Regions from separate parts of the Homo sapiens genome. Here regions 2 and 3 are each linked to region 1. The links are chromatin contacts, found by Hi-C or POLR2A ChIA-PET in ENCODE. All regions are on one chromosome and are shown on one strand. The core of a region is the stretch at or near the end of the contact, and the rest is flanking DNA. Distances in the headings are between cores, read along the strand shown. Region 1 overlaps DENND1A (DENN domain containing 1A). Region 2 overlaps DENND1A (DENN domain containing 1A). Region 3 overlaps DENND1A (DENN domain containing 1A).

Evidence for each region. A loop is a pair of places that touch in the nucleus more often than their neighbours do. ChIA-PET counts read pairs that join two places held with the same protein, here RNA polymerase II (POLR2A). Pooled maps may share reads with other maps.
Region 2: a pooled map shows a loop between it and region 1 (7-fold over the local background). The contact joins two enhancer-like sites. A Hi-C loop is called at or near these places in 1 of 37 single-sample maps with no recorded cell type and 4 of 50 pooled maps. POLR2A ChIA-PET finds 5 or more read pairs at or near these places in 1 of 52 experiments (activated CD4-positive, alpha-beta T cell).
Region 3: a map of GM12878 shows a loop between it and region 1 (2.6-fold over the local background). The contact joins two enhancer-like sites. A Hi-C loop is called at or near these places in 1 of 168 maps with a recorded cell type or tissue (GM12878), 6 of 37 single-sample maps with no recorded cell type and 7 of 50 pooled maps. POLR2A ChIA-PET finds 5 or more read pairs at or near these places in 2 of 52 experiments (activated CD4-positive, alpha-beta T cell and activated T-cell).

Annotation. Positions count from the first base shown.
Region 1 is chr9:123,740,397-123,743,342 of GRCh38, reverse strand. All of the region lies in intron 5 of DENND1A (DENN domain containing 1A), which reads left to right. Among named protein-coding and RNA genes, the nearest start is that of DENND1A, 190 kb to the left of the region's middle. Within about 2 kb of position 1,267, at least 5 of the 41 ENCODE cell types and tissues checked have a DNase peak (open chromatin) inside an H3K27ac peak, as active enhancers do.
Region 2 is chr9:123,567,932-123,570,640 of GRCh38, reverse strand. All of the region lies in intron 12 of DENND1A (DENN domain containing 1A), which reads left to right. It overlaps LOC105376266 (a long non-coding RNA gene), which reads left to right. Exons shown (of 2, transcript XR_930332.3): 1 at 1-406; 2 at 1,046-2,709. Among named protein-coding and RNA genes, the nearest start is that of MIR7150, 84 kb to the right of the region's middle. Within about 2 kb of position 1,384, at least 4 of the 41 ENCODE cell types and tissues checked have a DNase peak (open chromatin) inside an H3K27ac peak, as active enhancers do.
Region 3 is chr9:123,548,150-123,550,849 of GRCh38, reverse strand. All of the region lies in intron 13 of DENND1A (DENN domain containing 1A), which reads left to right. Among named protein-coding and RNA genes, the nearest start is that of MIR7150, 64 kb to the right of the region's middle. Within about 2 kb of position 1,414, at least 4 of the 41 ENCODE cell types and tissues checked have a DNase peak (open chromatin) inside an H3K27ac peak, as active enhancers do.

The DNA.
Region 1 (2,946 bases), core at 18-2,517:
TGCAGCCTCTGCCTCCTGAGTTCAAGTGATTCTCCCACCTCAGCCTCCCAAGTAGCTGGGATTACAGGTGCACGACACCATATCCAGCTAATTTATTTTTAGTAGAGACAGGGTTTTGTCATGTTGGCCAGGCTGACCTTGAACTCCTGACCTCAAGTGATCTGCCTGTCTCAACCTCCCAAAGTGCTGGGATTACAGGTGTGAGCCACCATGCCTCGCTCAGGAGAGATTTTTTTTTAATGGACATACCACGCACAGTGCATAGCACATCTTTGGTACTCAGTCCAAGGCAGTTATTCCCATGTTGTCTGCCAAGACTTAAAAATACCATTAGTTATACACTGCACCATTGATGTAAAAATATTTTTTCAGGGGGAGAAATGACTGTGTTAAATTTTTAGTTTGTTCCCAAAATGCATTTTGATTTCAGAGATGTTAAAGGAGTTCCTCTTAATTGAGAAATGTTAGTATTAATTTCCAAGTGGGATATTTAGCATCTGTCCTATGCATTATCACCATTCTCTACTCACCTAGTTGACCTGTTAATTTTCTCAGAAATTTTTATCTTATTTCTGTAAAATGACTAGGAACCTATTCCCAATGTGTGTCTCAAACCTGCTTTTTATGGCCTCAGGATCTCTGTCATAACCTGTTTTATGCTTTCACAAACTGAGCCCCTGGGGAGCTGTCTGCACTTTTCAGTGTGATCCAGCTGAATTCCTTCCCTTCCCCACTCAAGCCCTTTGATTTGCCAGGTTTTTGTTCGTCTACCCTAAGGATGAACTGAGATTGCTGAGCATGGCCTCTCTTGTGGTGCAAAGTGAGAATTGTTTTTAATTGAGCAGAAACATGTGGAAGGATCAGGAATATCTCAAGGGATTACAGAAAAATTCCAAATTTGTACTACTTACAGCTTGTGTTTAGAACAGGGTCTGCTGGGAATAAATGTTAGTTAGTGTGGCCTGTGACCTTAAAAACTGTTGACATGGACTTCAGCCAGAAACTAGCCACAGACCTCCTTTGTTAAACTCATTCATAGCTCCTTGAAAACTCTAGTCAGTGAAAGTTGCCAGCTCCAATCTAAGCATAGCCTTTTTTTTTTTTTTCCCATGCTTTGGAAACAGAGGACGCCCCTTAACCAGCAGGCCTTCTTTAATAGGACTACATGGCCTAAACGCAATTGGAATTGACAACTTCCTGGCTTGGGTTTGCCAACTGGCAGAGCTGTGAGGCCGAGGGGACAAACAGCGTTGGGGCGCTATGCACTTGTGTTTATGTATGTGCAGAGGAGACTGAACTCTAGAGCATGGTGATACCCTTCGCTCTGAGAGCAACGCTCTGGCCTGAATTGGACACGTCTTTCAAATGTTCTGCTGGAATAGACACATCAGAATTATCCCTCAGTACTTTCTTTTTAAAGGAAAGAAAAGAGAAAATAACTGCCCTTTCTTTTTTGATAGGAATGATCATGGCCTTTCCCCTCTCTGCTCAGAATCCTTGATTTAATCCTCTTTTTGTCAGCGTTGTGCTATGTTGCTCAAATATAAAATGAGAACTTGAAACTCGGATTGGGGAATTATCATTTGTTGAATGACACTCAGCACCCACTCACTCTGGAGCTTTATTTAACAAAGTTTAGTTTCATATCAAGGTGAAGGGATAACCAGGATATCTGTCTATTTTACTCATTGAGGAGACTGAGCAATGAGGAAGTTAAGCAATTTCTTCTCCTTTCCTATCAAAAGAACCCTAAGGAAGGGCCTTAAACAATTATGATGCTGCCTCTGTAAACCAGCATAGTAACTGAGTTAGAAATTAATATTTTCCTTAGTTCTTGTCTTTAATCCAAAAGACTACATTGTCTGAAATACCTGAAATTTTGAAAAATGGATAAATGGATCAGGCTAAAAAGAGGAAGTAGTTATTCTGCTTACAGAGTTTCCTTTGACATTGTTGACATTGATGGTGGGTAGGGAAGCTAGCTTAGTTATGGATTGTCATTCTGAGATATCCGATCATATCCGTTCATATCTCTTTCCACTTTAATCACTTGTAAAATTTTGGTTGTTGGAGTAGAATATTTATTTCCAGGTATGCCGTTGAAATTGTTTTTAACATAAATACTCTAGCAGACTTATCACTTTTAAAAGTTGCTGAGGTTTGGCATGATTTCAGCCAGGCATGTGTGAGGAGAAAAAAGGAATGTCACATTGGCCTAGGAATATGGAAACTTTGAAAGAAGAAATTATATAATTTCCTTGAGAGGGTACAAGAATTTAGATGCCATTGAGAGAACCCTTGAGAGTAGCTGACCCCTAGTAGATTCTACATAAGTACTTATTGAATGAATAAAAGTTGCTGAAATAACTATTTCCTAGTCCTGGTACTTGCCTGTCCATACTCTCTCTCTCTCTCTCTCTCTCTCTCTCTCTCTCTCTCTCTCACTTTCCCTTCCTCAGCATCTTTCTTTACCTTAGAACATTTATTTCTTCCGCAGAAAGTAGGTGATGCCATCATGTTTAATTACCTAACATTCTAAAGCACAGCTTGTAGATTGAGACCTAGATTCAAATTCTGACTTACGAGCCATGTGACAAATCATATAACCTGTCTCATCTGATCCTTGTTTCCCACATCTGTAAAAGAAAGATAATGAGGCCTACTTTGTAAAGTTGTTAACATATGTGTAAATATGTTATATAAGATACCTAATTTAGGAGTTAGCAACAGAGAATTTTTTTTTTCTAAGAAGGAATTTCATATGTTTTTCCACATATGCTTTTTCTCCTGCTCTCTATCAAAGGGAATAATAAGAAAAGGTCTCAAAGACTTTGCTACCTCTACAGATCTCCTTGCTCATTCAGGGAAAGTAGTTACTGGGTAGACCAGCTAAGAGTAATTGAAAGTGTCCCAGACTCTAAATGGGAGATTTATAATAGCCTATGG
Region 2 (2,709 bases), core at 135-2,634, 170 kb after region 1:
TATTGGGTATAATGAGTATGGAGGTGATTAAGACATAACCTTTATTCTCAGTGAGGTCCCAGGCTGGTTAGTAGAAAAGCTAATGCAGGCTGGACTGCCAGTCTTGCCCCCACTTCTCCAGTCCCCATCCATCCTCCAGGCTATAAACAAAGGTGTATTACAGAGCATGGAGACCACTCCCCAACTGAAAACCTTTAGTGGTGCCTCATTTTTCTCTTGGTGAAATTCAGGCTCCATAATATGGGCCTTTGTAATCCACTTTCTGCCCATCTCTCCTACCTCATCTCTTGCCATTGCTCTTCTACCCATTTATACTTTTTACTGACAGCTTTGCTTCCATACACAGGAGACTCTGGATGTTTCTAGTTCAGAGTCTTCCAGATGGGCAGATCTATAGCCACTTCAGGTATGGAGATTATTTGTTCATTATTCATTTAGCCAAAGTTTTTTGGGTGTATGCTCAGTGTATTGAGCCATGGGGACATGGAAACACTTGAGAAACAGTCATCCTTCCTGGAAAGGAGCGATGAGCACACTGGGGGATGAGAACTGAATGCATGGAGGTTGGAGGTGTGAACCAGGAATTAACAGTTTATTACGGCTAGAACATAGGGTGTGTGGTTGGGAGGGACAAAAGATGAGACCCAAATAGACAGGAGGGACCAGATTGGGAATGGTCACAAAAACAAGTTTGGACTTCAAGTTTGGGGCAGTGGGGCATCTACTAAGGTGATTAAGCCAGGGAATGATGTGATAAAATTCATGCTACCAGGAGTCCCAGACTAAGGGTCGAGTGTTGGATCCCACCTCTTGCTGCTTTGCTGGTTGCTAGAATCTGACCAAAGCTTTCCCCCACCCCACGTCTACTGATATTGGACTTGGGGTCAGGGGACAGTGTGCTAGAGAGAATTCTTAGTAGCACCTGTGACCAGCATCCAGTCATTCATCCCTTGTGCTTTTCAGGAGTTGTTTGTCCATCCCTGTTCTGTCTTGGGCCACTTGGCGACACTGTCCATGCTGTGACTTGTAAATTTCATTCATTCAGGAAGAGAGCATCGTGATCCAGTGAGCCTTGCCCTAAGCGTGTGTGTATGATTTGTCAACGATCGAGGATTTTATGGGAGTTTATGGGACTTCATTAAAGATGCTGGAGCAGGAGCACTGTGGGACATCAGAAGAGACCTCAGCAATAAACCACAATTCCAAGCTTTGGAATGCAGTAAATGTTTAAGAGACTTCCTTCCTTTCATTACTGAATTTTACTTTACTTTCATACCAGTAAAGAGTTGTGTTTTATTGGTTGAAATTTCTTGATTCTGTTTTTCCCAGGTCTGTTTAAAAGCTACATTTTATCTTTGAGGATGTTTGGCTCGTGGTGGAGGAAGTGCTGCCAGCGAATTCAATTAACTGGCAGAGCTCACAGATATTGTACACGGATTTCTTTTTTTCTTCTTTTTCACAACTGCTACATAAACACAGCTGGGTTTAATATTTGTCGTAACAAAGATTTAACTTGAATCATTTTACCCCGGGTAATTAATGCTTGGAATCTTGGCTACTTTTTCGTTCGTTTGTAATCCTCTGCATTTCTTTACTCTAGCTATCTAGATAATGAAGTGTGCTCCTCTAGGTCTTTGCCCTGCCTTAAAACTGCTTAATATTTGGCCGTTCCCACTAGAGAGCAGATGCTTTTCTTTGCAAGAATTGAATTTCTGTCAGCTCTTTTATGCATCATGTGTTTGGAACTGTAAGTGGATCAAGTTGTTCATCACAGCGGGGACACTGTGAAACACATCTATTATACACACTTCCCACCCCCCTTCCTGTTTTGTTTTTTTTTCCTCCCCTGAGGAGGTGGAGATGCCCGGATCCCCTTGGGAGATATCTCGCTCTGTGTGGATGTATCCATGTGATCCACCATGAATCCGGCCTGGCCACATCCCTAAGCAGGGAAATCTGTATCCATTCAGCCCAGGATTGTGGCTGAGACAAACCCCACTTTTATCTTTGTAAACACCAAGCTCTTCATTAACTCCCAAATACACACCAAGTTTGGGTCACTAAGTAAATCCACTAGGCTCAGCATAATGAGTGACATTTCAGTAATTGATGCCCTAGAATATGTTCATTGTGAACCCATGATTCTTTTCGATGCTAAAATAAAGGCTTGGGTAGTTTTGGCTTTGGAGTTGAGCTAGCGCAGAAGAATAGTCACCATCGATTAGGCCCCTACAGTGTGCCAGGCACTGTGCTAGGGGATTTGAAAATCTTGACATTTAATCTACATAAGAATCCTGCAAAAAAAAGAAGGGGAGGGTACTTTATCCCCTTTTTATAGATGAAGAAAAGGGGCCAAGTAACTTGCCTAGAGGCATCCAGATAATTGCCAGGAGGAGAGCCAGAATTTGAACTCAGGTCGGGCTGAGCCCAGAGTAAATCCATGTACTGTAAAGTGTGGTCCCCTCATGCCTAGAGGTCACTAGAATATATTCATCCATTGATCAATCAAGACATTGATTTATTATGCATGTTTATGACATGCTGCCATTGCTCCATCTGAGTTGTCTCATTCCATGTCAGGTCTGAAGTTTGGTTGGCATTTGTGAACACCTTTGTACTCATCTAAATCTGAACTCCTGGTGGTGACTGGAATAGTTTTAGTTTTGCTTTTCTCTCAAAGCTCAGTGCAAATACAACCCAAGTGCCCCA
Region 3 (2,700 bases), core at 165-2,664, 190 kb after region 1:
GCATGGTAGAAGATTGCAACTTTTGGAGGATATGTGTAGCAGTATGGTTCTAAAATTTGCCTTGAATATTCCTCCTTCCTAGAGAGAACGAAAGAATTTTTTAAACAATCTTTTACCTCACTCCTTTGTTTAAAATTATATCATCATGAAATCTGAATAAGGCTAATACACCCCCCTCGAAACACATTTCACACACGCTGGTCTCAGTTTTAAAGAACTTTTGCAGATAGATTTGTGTGCTTTCAATTCATCCCCTTTTCTGCTTAGAGTTTCTTATTTCATAACCCATGCTGCATGACGGTGCATGTGAGGGTTCCTCTCCCCATGTCTGGCCCACCGCAGGTCCTTGGTATATGTTAGGTTAAAGAGCAAAACCCATGGGTATTGGTGTTTGAAGACGCGTCCTCTTCTGTGCCAGTGTCTGTGGAAAGGCCAGTGTAGATGGAGCACTATGGGAGCTGTTTATTCAGCTAGCTTGTGTGGCCCTCTCTGGGCCAACCTGCTAGCTGGGCTTCCCTAAGATAAAGGGAACAGAGCTACTGCCCACAGGGAGCGAATGCTGGGTGGGGGCAGTAAGCAAACTGTTTAAACAGGCAGCAGCCAGCTCACTCTGGTCCCACTTGCTTAGTTCATCCCAAGAGGCCAGCTTCCAGATTCAGCTGTGGGTACACTGGTATCATCCACCTTATAGCCCATGATTTTGCATGTGATTCTGCTGAGTCATATTTATCCACCTAAAACCCCTGGAGGACGCAGAAGTTGAGATAAAAGCAGATTGATAGCCTGGCTTTCAAGGATGAATGCACGAGGTTGTGTTGGAGCAGGTTGGAAAAACACCACATATATCTGTGTCCTGATTGAGTAACCCTGTTGATCTCAAGTTGTTTATGAAAAAACAATAAAAACTGTTTTCGGATTTGTTTTTGGTGTAGTGGAAAGCAGAAAAATATTTTTAAAGTAGTAAAATCAAAACAGCACCATAGTCCCACTGATTTTTACTACATATGCCTTTTGTATTTACTCTTTATTTTTTCATTATGCAAAGGGTTTACATAGGTACAAGCAAATCTCAGTTAAAAGTTAGTTCCCCGCCCCCATTTAACAAGATTTCATATGCATTTTTACATAACTGCAGAATATTCCATCAAGTATAACTACCATAATTTCCATAACCACCCTCCCTTGTTGGACATTTAGGTTATTTCCAGTCTTTTGATATTATAAGTAATACTCCACTAAACATCTTTGTGAATAAAGCTTTGAAATGCTGTATTTCAAAGCCTTCTGAGTGGAAGAACTGAGTCTGTGAGCAGGAGCCTGACTGTGGGGGCCAACTTGTCACAGCATCGCAAGAAAGCAGATTTCGGTTGACTCAGCCTCGCGGTGGCTCAAGATGGAAAAAGAATCAAGAACCCTTGATGGGTGGGAGGGTGCGCACTCCCTGCCCTCCACACAGACAAGCAGAGGATTCCCAGAACACACATAAGGGATGTGACTAATTTGTCTGTGCCCCCATCTTGTGCTGAAAATAGGTTTGAGGAACCTTAAGACACTATGTACAGTACAGCAAGATGAGAGATAAGGAAGCAAGGAAACCGGGAGAAAGAGGAAACTGCATGACGCCTGGAAGGGACTGATGTGTGTGTGCAGCTGTGTGTCTGTGTGAGGCTCTGTGACCCTCCACACAGGTTGGGAGTGGTGGAGCTGGGACTCACCCCATCACACCCAGGTCTGTCTAAAGAGCCCATGCTTTAAGGAAAAAAAATGTAAAAAATACATATAACATAAGATGTGCTATTTTAACCATTGTTAAGTATACAGTTCATTGGCATGAATGGCATTCACAATGTGCAACCATCACTACTGTCTATTTGCAACATTTTTCATCACTCCCAACAGAACCTCTGTATCCAGTGAGCAAGAACTTCTCATTTCCCTTTCCCCCAGCCCTTAGTAACCTCTAGTCTACTTTCTGTCTCTATGAATTTGCCTATTCTAGATAGTTCATAGAAGCGGAATCATTCAATATTTGTCCCTTTGCCTGGCTTATTTTGGTAGCATCATGTTCACCAGGTTCATCCGTGTTATAGCATGCATCAGAACTTCAGCCCTCTTTAAGACTGAATAATATTCCACTATCTGTATATACCATATTTTGTTTATCCACTCACTTGTTAATGGACACCTGGGTTGTTTCTATGTTTTGGCTGTTATGAGTAGTGCTGCTGTGAATGTGTGTGTATAATTAATAGTTGAACACCTGCTTGCAAGTCATTTGGCTATATACCTAAAAGCGCAGTTGTGGGTCATCTGGTAATTCTACGTTTAACTTTTTGAGGAACCTCCAAAATGTTTTTCACAGAGTCCGTGCTTTTGTTAAGTGGGTAGCAGTGTCTGTGGGAAGCACGAATATGGACCCAAGAATATCTGTAGGAAAAGTTCATGAAACATTTGTTTTATTTTCCGGTATATTTTAGGCAAGTGGATAAGGAATTATAGCCAAAACCTACAGGCCGGAGCTAAGCAGATTCATTGATGGGGGAGTGTAAAGGGGACTGCAGAAGGGGCTGGTAACTTGCTAATTAACATTTTTTCCCATTTTAGTGGTCATCTGAAGTCAAGATCATGTCCTGGGAATGAAGCAAGGATAAGGGGAGGTGCTTCTGCCCCAGGACTTCAGGGACCATCACTATAGCTCTG